2 separate regions of the Homo sapiens genome follow, and region 2 is linked to region 1. The links are chromatin contacts, found by Hi-C in ENCODE. All regions are on one chromosome and are shown on one strand. The core of a region is the stretch at or near the end of the contact, and the rest is flanking DNA. Distances in the headings are between cores, read along the strand shown.

Region 1 (4,870 bases), core at 1,160-3,659:
CATCAGTATACCGCAGAAGCTGCTCCCATTCCCTATGCAGAACATACTTGCTGAGGGGAGACCTAGACTAAAGTCGAAGAGGTGGACCATAACCACTTATGGTGATTTACCCACTCATTTATCCAACAAAGTCGGATGTTACAGTGGTGGCAAAGGACAAGCAGGCAAAACCCATCATCATAAGCATGTTTTACTACACTGTTAGGTGACATTATATTTTGTTCTATTTACAGCCAATTCAAAAAACCTTAAAGCATTTCACTATGCTTTATATAAATTATAAATGCTAAATGAGTGGTATAGCAATAAGCTACCTTTAGAAATTGCTGGGGAAACCACGGTCTGTGATGAGGTGGGACACTATGGGGCAGGGCAGAGTGATGATGGAATGGATTTGGATTGAACTACCATCAAGAGTCTACGGCCATACCACCCTGAACGTGCCTGCTTTTGTCTGAAATACCATGGGAAAAAAAATAGGATTGGGTCTTAAATGTCTCCTAGTTCTGCAGGCTTTCTCATATACTTTTTCCACTTCTATAACATCAACTGTACTTATATACTGATGAATCAGAAAGAAATGAAGGTTAGGTGAAGGGCAGGGAAGTGTAACCTGATATCAAAGGAACACCTGGCCTCATTGTGAGAAGGGGGTCATAAACAGGCCAACTCCCCTGTTCATATTAGTAGACTGCAAATTCAGCTCCTGCTTTGTTCTTCCTAACTAACCCCTGGATTACTATTCTTCCAGCCAGCCAACATACAGTACTTTTACTCTGCAAAGCCTGGGACAGGTACTGACTTTAACTTCCCCCTATTCTAAGTGACAGTCCATTTCTTTTTCAGGCACCAGTGCATTATCTTTGGGCATTAGTTCAACCCAACCTCCTCTCCATTGGCAGTGTCTTCACTCTCCCTTTTATCTCTGGGGAATCCTGCATTTATACCTACTCCAAACTCCACCTAGGTTTCCTATTAAAATAATCCCTTTCAAAGATTCCCAACACGCAGCTTTTTAAAGTCAATTCCAACAGAAACATTTACTTAGGACAGTCACACTTCAGTCACACTTCGGGAGGCACAGAATCACCTGGGGGAGCTAGTTAAAATACAACTGGTCCCACCCCCACAGTTTCTGATTCGTTAAGTCTGGACTGAAGCCCCGTAATTTGCATAATTTGTAAGTTCTCAGGTGATGCTGAAGCTCCAGGTCCTGGGCAACGCTTTGAGAACAGCTGATTTTGGAATATTTACATTTTACAAGTCATCACAACCTAAAACAGCTGTTGCTCCATCCCAGTGGTAGCTCTTAATCCCTACTTTTTAGTAAGAGGTCTGTGATTCTTAAGTACCGGTAGGGAAGAAGAAATAAGCTGGAGTTTGGGATCATTAAAATTTTGAAGTGTGGGGGTAACGCTGGAAAGACGTCAAGGCTAATTAGGAAGAACAGGAGACGGAGAAAAGAAAGAAGTCTTACACATTTTAGCATTCATAAGAAATTTCTCCAACACATCTTACTTTGATGTGTCTTAGATAAAGCAGTATCACCATGAAAACTGCCTATTCTTCCCAGAGCACTCTCCCAACAGCACTGCCCAGCGCTCCGCAAAACTCGGCCAATCGGTGTCAAAACAGTCCTGCCAACCCGACAGGAGGAGGCGGTGGGCAGCGTGCTCCACAGCAACACCTAAAAAGGGCTGGGTTTGGAAAAAAGCTGAACTCAGATTTGAACTGTAAGTAAAATTCCCACCTGCTCCCCAAGTCCGCGCACTTAAGGAAAATAAATCACACCCTGAAAACACTAGCACAGGTTGCAAAAACTGCTTCTTGCGGACCAAGTAGGCAGAACAAACTGCCCTGGAGAAGGGAGACGACACGAAAAGGTGCAAAGGTGGCCAACAGGTGCGCGAGCTGTTCGGCAAAGATCCTGGGAGCCCTGCTCCACTGGACCGGGGGGCAGCGGGGTCGGAGAGCGGGACCAGCCGTGAGGCGTCAGCCCCAGCCCGGTGGGGGTGAGGACGAGGGGCGCCGGGGAGAGGGAGCCCGGCCAGCCGGCAGGGGCGCCCCTTCGGCGGAAGAGGGTCGCCGAAGACCCTCTCCTCACCTGGTTGAGCTCGTTCTCGGCTGCAATCCGCAACTTCGGGTCGATGGTGCCCTTCAGCGCCTGGATGATCCGGTTGAGGTCCATCTCCCCGGGTGGGGGCTCCGCGGCCCCCGGAACAGTAGGCCGGACTGCAGCTTTAGTTTTCTTTTGACCCTCTCAGCCTCCTCTTCCGCGACCCCTGGATTACCTCACACCCCACCCCCCGCCACCGTCGCCACCTGCGGCCACTTGCTGCGCCACTCTGACTCCGCGCCCCCTGTCCTCCCTTTTTCCCCCCCACAACTCGCTCTCCATTCACCGTTTTACGACAGCCGGTGGGAGGCGGGAGAAGGAAGAAGAGGAAGCAGAGCTTCCTTTACGGCGGCCTCTTCCCCCGGGCGTGATGCTATGACCGCCTCCCGTCGGCGGCCGCCATGCTGCTGTACGGAAAACGGCCTAGGCTTCTTTCCCGGAAAGGAACCCGCGCTCCCGAACTCAGGCAGGCGGCCGCTATGCTTCCGTACGGTAAACAGCCTCCCGCCTCTTCCCAGGTGAGGAAACTTGAGCTGGCCGGGAGTCTGCTTACAGCTGCTTCCAAATTAAGCATATCTGGATGGTGTGACACTTTTTGTTAGTCCGAGAACTGTATGGGCATCGCAACTGGGCCTGTTCCAAGATAGACTTGTTGGGACCTTCAAATCATGTACCTTACAGGAGGACAGGGTTCCTCCGTGTGTGGGAGTCATCGTTCATTCATTCATTCGCTTTCACTGAACATTTGTTAAACATATATTTTTGAACCAGAGTACTAGGATTTTTAGGTACCACATTATAACAAGATGAATTCCATGCAAGTTAATGTGAAGGAATTCACAACCTGATAGATGAGACAAATATAAACAAAAAAAATTTACAGTGTAGAAATGATAGGGGAGTGCTGGGAAGGGAAGAGCGTGGTCCCTTTAAATGATAGGGATGGGCGAAGTGAAGTGCTGGGTAGAGGAGTGTGTGGTCCCTTGCTAGGGCTCCACGCCCACCGACCTAGGTGAGGACTGACACTCCTGCCTTCCAGCCCAAATGTTGCATTTCCCAAGACCACCCTGGCCTGCCACTCCCCCATACTGTGCCTATGAAAACCCCAGACCCTAGCAGGCAGGTACACAGGCAGCCAGACGTCCAGAGGAGCATAAGGGTGGAAGAAGAGGAGCTCGCTGGCACATCCGCAGGCCATTCACGGGCAGAACGATGCGGAGGTTGGCCTGGGCAGTCGGAAAAGAGCCCGGGCCGCCAAGCGGCCTAACTCCAGAGGAAAACCATTTCCCTTCTGGGTCCCTCATCTGCTGAGGGCTACTTCCACTCAATAAAACTTTGCACTCATTCTCCAAGCCCACGTGTGATCCAATTCTTCTGGTACACCAAGGCAAGAACCCAGGATACAGAAAGCTCGCTGTCTGTGCGACAAGGTAGAGGGTCTAATTGAGCTGGTTAACACAAGCCCCCTAAAGGCAAACTGAAAGAGCATCCTGTAACACACACCCACTGGGGCTTCAGGAGCTGTAAACATTCACCCCCAGACTCTGTCAAGGGGTCGGAGCCCCACAGCCTGCCGGTCTGTATGCTTCTCTAGAGGTCTGAGCAGCGGGGCACTGAAGAAGCGAGCCACACCCCCAATGCACGCCCTGTGAGGGGGACAAGGGAACCTCTCCCATTTCAGAAAGACAAAGGTCACAGAAACTGAAAACTACATCCCTGAGAGTTTTATGAAAAATTTTCAGACCTTCTCAAAAATGTAGTGAAAGGTAAGCAGAAAAGTTATACTGTTTCTATCCACTGTGGCCATATCTGGCGCCACAATTTCAATGGCATGAAAATATCAAGGAGCTGGTTCTTCCTGAGGTTAACCCAGAAGAGAGGGTTCTAATTACATTTAATAAAGATGATGATGTGGGCAAAACACAGCTGAGGGGCTGTGATCTTTTCAGGAGCAGATAATTAAGATAGATTGGGTCAATTAACTGAGTTCAATTGAGAGAGTAGAAAACATGTGGCTGAAAACTTGGTGGCTTGAAAGCTTCCCCCTCAGTTGGATGCAAAAGTGCTTCACAGTGAATTTAACATGTCTAATTGCTTCCAGTATTGCCCCTCTTTAATCCATTATTCACACTATCATCAGAAGAAAGTTTCTGAAAAGTTAATATTACTATGTCTCTTCCTTGATTTCTCATCAATTTCAAAATAAAATATAAACTTAGCACTCCAGAGTCTTATGAACACTATTTCACTAAACCACTCTCTTGGACATCATGAATGTCTAAAAAATTTTTTATCTCTGAAAATCTTAACTCCAATATCCTCTTTTATAATTAGAACTAATTCTTCCATTTCTCTCTTCCTCAAAAATTCTAAGCTTGTTTTCCAATTCAATCACTACTTCAGTTCTTAGTCTATCCATTACTCACTACACATCATTCTCTGCTATTAAACCCCCAATTCAGCTTCTTAACTCTAGCCTTGACCCACTGTGCAAACTGATATCAGATGTATTCTTTAATCAGATGCAACCATCCTATTCCTATTCCTTGCCTTTAATCAGCAACATCTTCCATTCCCTCAGTGGCGTTTCAACTCTCAGGACTCTTCTCAAGCTCCCTACGCCTTCTCACCAAACCCTGCAAAGATGAGCAAAACCCTCAGGCTCAACTCAACAACAAATTCATCTCCGCTTATCCCTCTTCATCTCCTCTGCAGTCTGAACCCCATTCTCTCCCATCTCCTCCAGGACCCTGT
Region 2 (4,870 bases), core at 656-3,155, 3.5 Mb before region 1:
CTGTTGACTGGATCTCTCTCAGTTCCTTGCCATGTGGGCTTCTCTGTAAGGCAGGTCACAAGACAGCAGCTGGCTTCCATGAAAGCGAGCAAGTGAGAGAGCAAGGACAAGCAAGATGGAGCCCAGAATATTTTTGTAACCTAATCACGGAAATGATATCCTAATCACTTTTGCTATATTTCCTTTTTAAGAACTAAGTTACTAGAGAAGGGAATTACAGAAGGCAGGAATACTAGAAGGCGTGGATCATTGGCAGCCATCTTAGATGCTACTACTACTTACCACATAATTATATTACAAACTCACTTTTTAGTATTTTGGTAACTGTATGTTAACATTATCAATTTCCTTTGTAACCCTAGGTAGTTTATGCATTTAAGAACACTGTTTTGAAAAGGGGTCCATAGACCACCAAAATTCTGGTTCATAGCTCTAATTTGTTTCAGTTGAGGTACTTTCAACAACTTCCCAGGGAAATTTGTTTACAATGGTCTCAATTTAGGAGAATTTAGGAACTAGAGGTCAAAGTCTTAGGCTATCCCATATTAACCTAGACTGCTACTCTATACTAGTTCATATTACTCTAGTATGGCACATTTGAAGACATAAATTTGCTGTGGAACAAACCATACACTGTTCTCAATCTTATCGTAGCATTTGAATGGTATGTGTATGCGTGCAGTACAGGGAGAAGGGTGTATAGGCCTGTCAAGCTTGTCTGATCACAATTAAACCTCCTATGCTTGTATATGACAACTGTCATTTGAGTTTCAAAATGACCATATAAGTGGAGCTGATCTCCCCAAAAATACACTAATTACCAAACTAGAGCTTTTCCCACTACTAAGCTATGTATGAAAAAGCACAGTGTAAGAAAGAGAAATGAGGTAATGCTTCTTTCCTAGGTGTTTTGCTCGTGTCACCTGCTCTTGGGAAACCTAAAGATGACAGGTGGCATTTCTAAGTGATAGTTTTTGCAAGCACAGTACCAGCTTCATACGTTGTCTCAGTAAGCTAAAAGCTAAGAATATTTTATAAGACCTCCAATACTCATATTGAGGATAAACTTGCCAACAATAATTGGGAGTCATTCTCTCATTTGGCTTTCCCAAAGGCCAGTTTTGTCCCCAGACGCAAATTGCATCAACCTTCCCAAAGTTGTCCCTTTTGGGTCATCCTATAGGGGAGTGCTCTTCTGCACAATTCTCAGATCCTACTGATAAAGCAGGCCAGTACTGTAGTTATTTTAGATTTTCCAAGAAAACTCAAACAGGTTTTTAATGTATTTTTTGTGGCATTTACAAATCCTGGTTCCTCTCCAGTCTCTGGAGTCCCCTCATGGTGAAATGGAAGCGTCAAGGAACCTGGGTGGCTTCGAGTCCCCACAGCTACCGACTGAGCAACTTAGCTGATCCATCTTTGTTGACAACTGTTTCCCAATCTGAAAAATGCGTGAATTCTCTCTTTCCATTTCTAACATTCTTTGCATTGCACTGTTTGAAAAATTCGGATGACATTTAGAATGTGACTAATGTCGCAACACATTAGGCCACTCTCAAGAGAGGCCTGAACAGGTTTGGCGTAAAAACGGCAGTGAGGTGAGGCTGGTGAGAGGGGAAGTGGCGACAGTTCAGTCAACTCCCTCAAAACCAGTCTGGCCTTCACCAGGCGGAGATGGGTGGGGCCGGGAAGACGGGCGTTGACGACAGAAGGCTACTTCCGGCTGTGGTGCGTATGACGTCAGGGCGAGTCGGACCGACCCAGCCACCGAGAAGCCGAGGAGGCAAGGCTCGCGAGAGTTCAGGGAGGCCGCCCTGAGATTCCGGCGAGGCCGCGGGTCCCACCTCCCGGGGGCGGGGCGAGGGCGGAGCGGGGAGAAGGGAGCTGACGGGCGCCCGGCCGGCTGCGGTCCGTGCGGAGGCTGAGCCGGCCGCGGGCGCGACCGGAGGCAGGTGAGTTCGCGGATGTAGCGCTCGGCTGAGGGCCCGAGCTCGCCGCGCCAGCCCCAACTCTGCGAGCAGGAGCAGGAGGAGATTTTAGGTGTCTTTGGGTGTCCAGGGAAAGCCGGGCTAATTCTGGGGCTGGAAATGTCTCCGGGGAACCTGCGGCGACGGCCTTGGCCCTCTTATTCCCCGGGGTGATACTGGCCCCATGTGTCCAGAGAGGGAGCCTCGCACCCGGGGAGGAATCTTTGTCCTCTGCTCCTTTCTCCTTCCACTCCCCGGCCCCCGAGCACTCCGCTCCGGGTCCCCGCCTGGGCTTCACAAACAATAACAAATGTCGCGGATCCTCTCCGGGTAGCCCCAGCGCTCCCGTCCCGTGCCCTCCAGCCGATGTCACCCAGAGCCAGGATCCGAAGCATGGCTCTTCAATTGTGGGGGCTGTTTGTGTACCGTTCCTAAAAACTGATGCGTCAGATTGCCAAACATTTCTCAAGACAGACTCAGGAAAGCCTCCCAGCTCCTAGAAGCCACGGAGTGCTCAAAACCAGTCTTAGAATCTGTCTTTACCATTGCACCCGTAGCCCCTTCCTTTCAAAATCATTTCTCCCACTCCTTTTTTCACCTTTAGTATCGAGGTCGAACGAGTGGTTATTTGGTGTGGGAGTAGAAAAGAGTATAACCGATTGAGTAGGGCACGTTTCACCTTTAAAAAGTTGCCAGGTTGACAGCAAAAGAACAAACTTTATTTTCAAAACCAGTGGCCTCCCCTTTTACTGGTGCTGCTTTTGTTTTGTGGAATAGCTTTTCGGGTTCTAAGTTTGGAGGAATGATATAAAAAGAAGTGGGAGGTGGGGGGAGGGCTAGTGGCTCTGGAAGTAGTGGCTTGTCCAAAAGTAGGATGCTATTGTTTCTCACTTGATAAAATGCAGAACCAACACTTTTACCCATTTCACATAACTTGTGATAAGTTTTGAGAGAAGCCACTTAATCGGAAATGGCCTATTAGCTTATTTTACTGCTCAAATCTGAAAAAACAGCTTTAAGTGATTTAAGTTCTGCCTCTTGATTGTAAGATGGGGATTGATGAGTGAGACCTTGTCTTTTTTGGCGCTGGGGCTTACGTTTGACCGGTCTCTCTACTTTAAGGCAGGGCCTATTGTACTTAAGCCCATTTTTGCTTCCTCAGTACAGATTCTTGAAAGTTCTTTGTCTCAATCATATATGTATATAAGGTACTGTAAACCTCTTTGAATTTGATTGGCCTTTCTCTCTGTGCCTCAGGATATGTAAAACAATTAAGTTTATTATACTCTCTCCCCAGTGGCTGAGAGGTATTGTATGTGAATTAGCCACCCTTGTGACTATTTGAGGAGAGAGAAGTTAGTCTAAAATATTATGTTAAATTATGATATTACATAATTTTATTGCATAAGTTCATCAAACTACTTCCATCTGAAAAATCCTGATCTCAAAATAGGTAGGTACAATGAATTAAAAAATGTTTTGGTTTGACCTCACTTAGCTTTGTTTTCTCCTTGTTAAGATGGCTGATAATGTTTCCCATTTGGTTGTGATGTGTTTAGAATGAGAAGCAAAGTTGGGTGTAGTTTTTGTACTCTTTTGAAAGGCCTTGCCACTAGGAATGAAAAAATTAGACTTAGAAAACACACATTAAATAGAAGCAGTTTTTCTCTAGCCATTTGCTCTTGAGTTTGTTTTAAAATAAGTCAAAGAATGGAGACTGAGATGATTTGTGCCAACAAATAGATGTCCTTGTTAGTTTTTATGCTGAAAACTTGATTTCTAAAGGTAGGACACTGTAAGAACAAAGGAGAAATTGGACTTCCTAAAAAATGATAACAAAGCAATGGACTCAGTTCAGCTGTTTGCTTTCAGAAAAGTTCTGTTCTCTTAAAGTAAGGAGAGCATCATTGTGTTAGTGAAATTGGATAACGCACCTTAGAAAGTGCCTCCCCAGTGATCCAGGATAAGTTGGAGGCTCTTTTGTGTGTGTGTGGCACTTTTTGTTAAGAGGGAGAAAGGGCACAAATCAGAGCCAGAAAGATTTGCATCTCGATGTATTGTTAAAATGCTTTTATTTTATGTAAATAGTGTCAGGTGAATCAAGCAAGCATATTGTTGTCTAGCATCCTTAGGATTACATTAAAATCAGCAGATTGGCAAGTTATGATTAGGTTAGACTTGACATATGCAGAAATTATGCTTCTGTATTTTTATATTAAAAGCACCATGGTCTTTTTGAATGAAATAATGAAAGCAAGCTTTTAAGACATAACTTTTTTAAAAAATTAAAAATCTGTCTTTGGTTAGTTTATAAACATGAAGCATATCCTCCTCTTCTTCCCCCCAAAATTTTTGTTTAAGTCTTAAGAAAGTCTTTAGCAAGGTATGACCAGTACTTAAGTGCACTGGTTGCATAAGCCTTCTGTCTCCAGGTAAAAGTTTGCTAATTGACAGGGTATTATTGTTCAGAATCTTTAGAGGGAGAGAAATGAAAGGCAACAGTGAACAGTGTTTGCTGCTCTGTACACTCGGACGAACTGTGGTTGCTACTCTGTACACTCGGACGAACTGTGGTTGCTGTCTTCAAGGAGATGTGATCCAGTGGGAGAGAAATATACCTACCCAAATAAATACCATAGAAAATGTGTTTTATGAGGAAGCCAAGGAGGGAGGGATTAAGTGCTGCTAGACCAATTAAGGAAGACTGAAATAGGAAAAGGCGTTTCTGTGGATGATTTAAGTGATCTAGTCATATGATAATGATGATAAGTAAATACTTTATATAATGCTGCTTCCTGCTAAATCCTTTACATATATTACTTACTTGCCTGGCTTTAATCCTCACAACAACTGTATGGAGTAGGTATTTTTATTATTCCCGTTTTGCAGATGAAGTAACTGTG

Evidence for each region. Hi-C counts contacts between places; a loop is a spot of excess contacts on that map. Pooled maps may share reads with other maps.
Region 2: a loop to region 1 is called in a map of CD4-positive, alpha-beta memory T cell, with 22 times the contacts of the local background. The contact joins the promoter of STK38L here to the promoter of IPO8 in region 1. A Hi-C loop is called at or near these places in 2 of 168 maps with a recorded cell type or tissue (CD4-positive, alpha-beta memory T cell and naive thymus-derived CD4-positive, alpha-beta T cell) and 7 of 50 pooled maps.

Annotation. Positions count from the first base shown.
Region 1 is chr12:30,693,460-30,698,329 of GRCh38, forward strand. It overlaps IPO8 (importin 8), which reads right to left and starts at 2,410. Exons shown (of 25, transcript NM_006390.4): 1 at 2,105-2,410. The coding sequence starts at 2,188. RefSeq lists a silencer at 2,160-2,209 and an enhancer at 2,300-2,799.
Region 2 is chr12:27,242,381-27,247,250 of GRCh38, forward strand. It overlaps STK38L (serine/threonine kinase 38 like), which reads left to right and starts at 1,906. Exons shown (of 14, transcript NM_015000.4): 1 at 1,906-1,952. RefSeq lists enhancers at 617-676, 3,265-3,314 and a silencer at 1,735-1,974.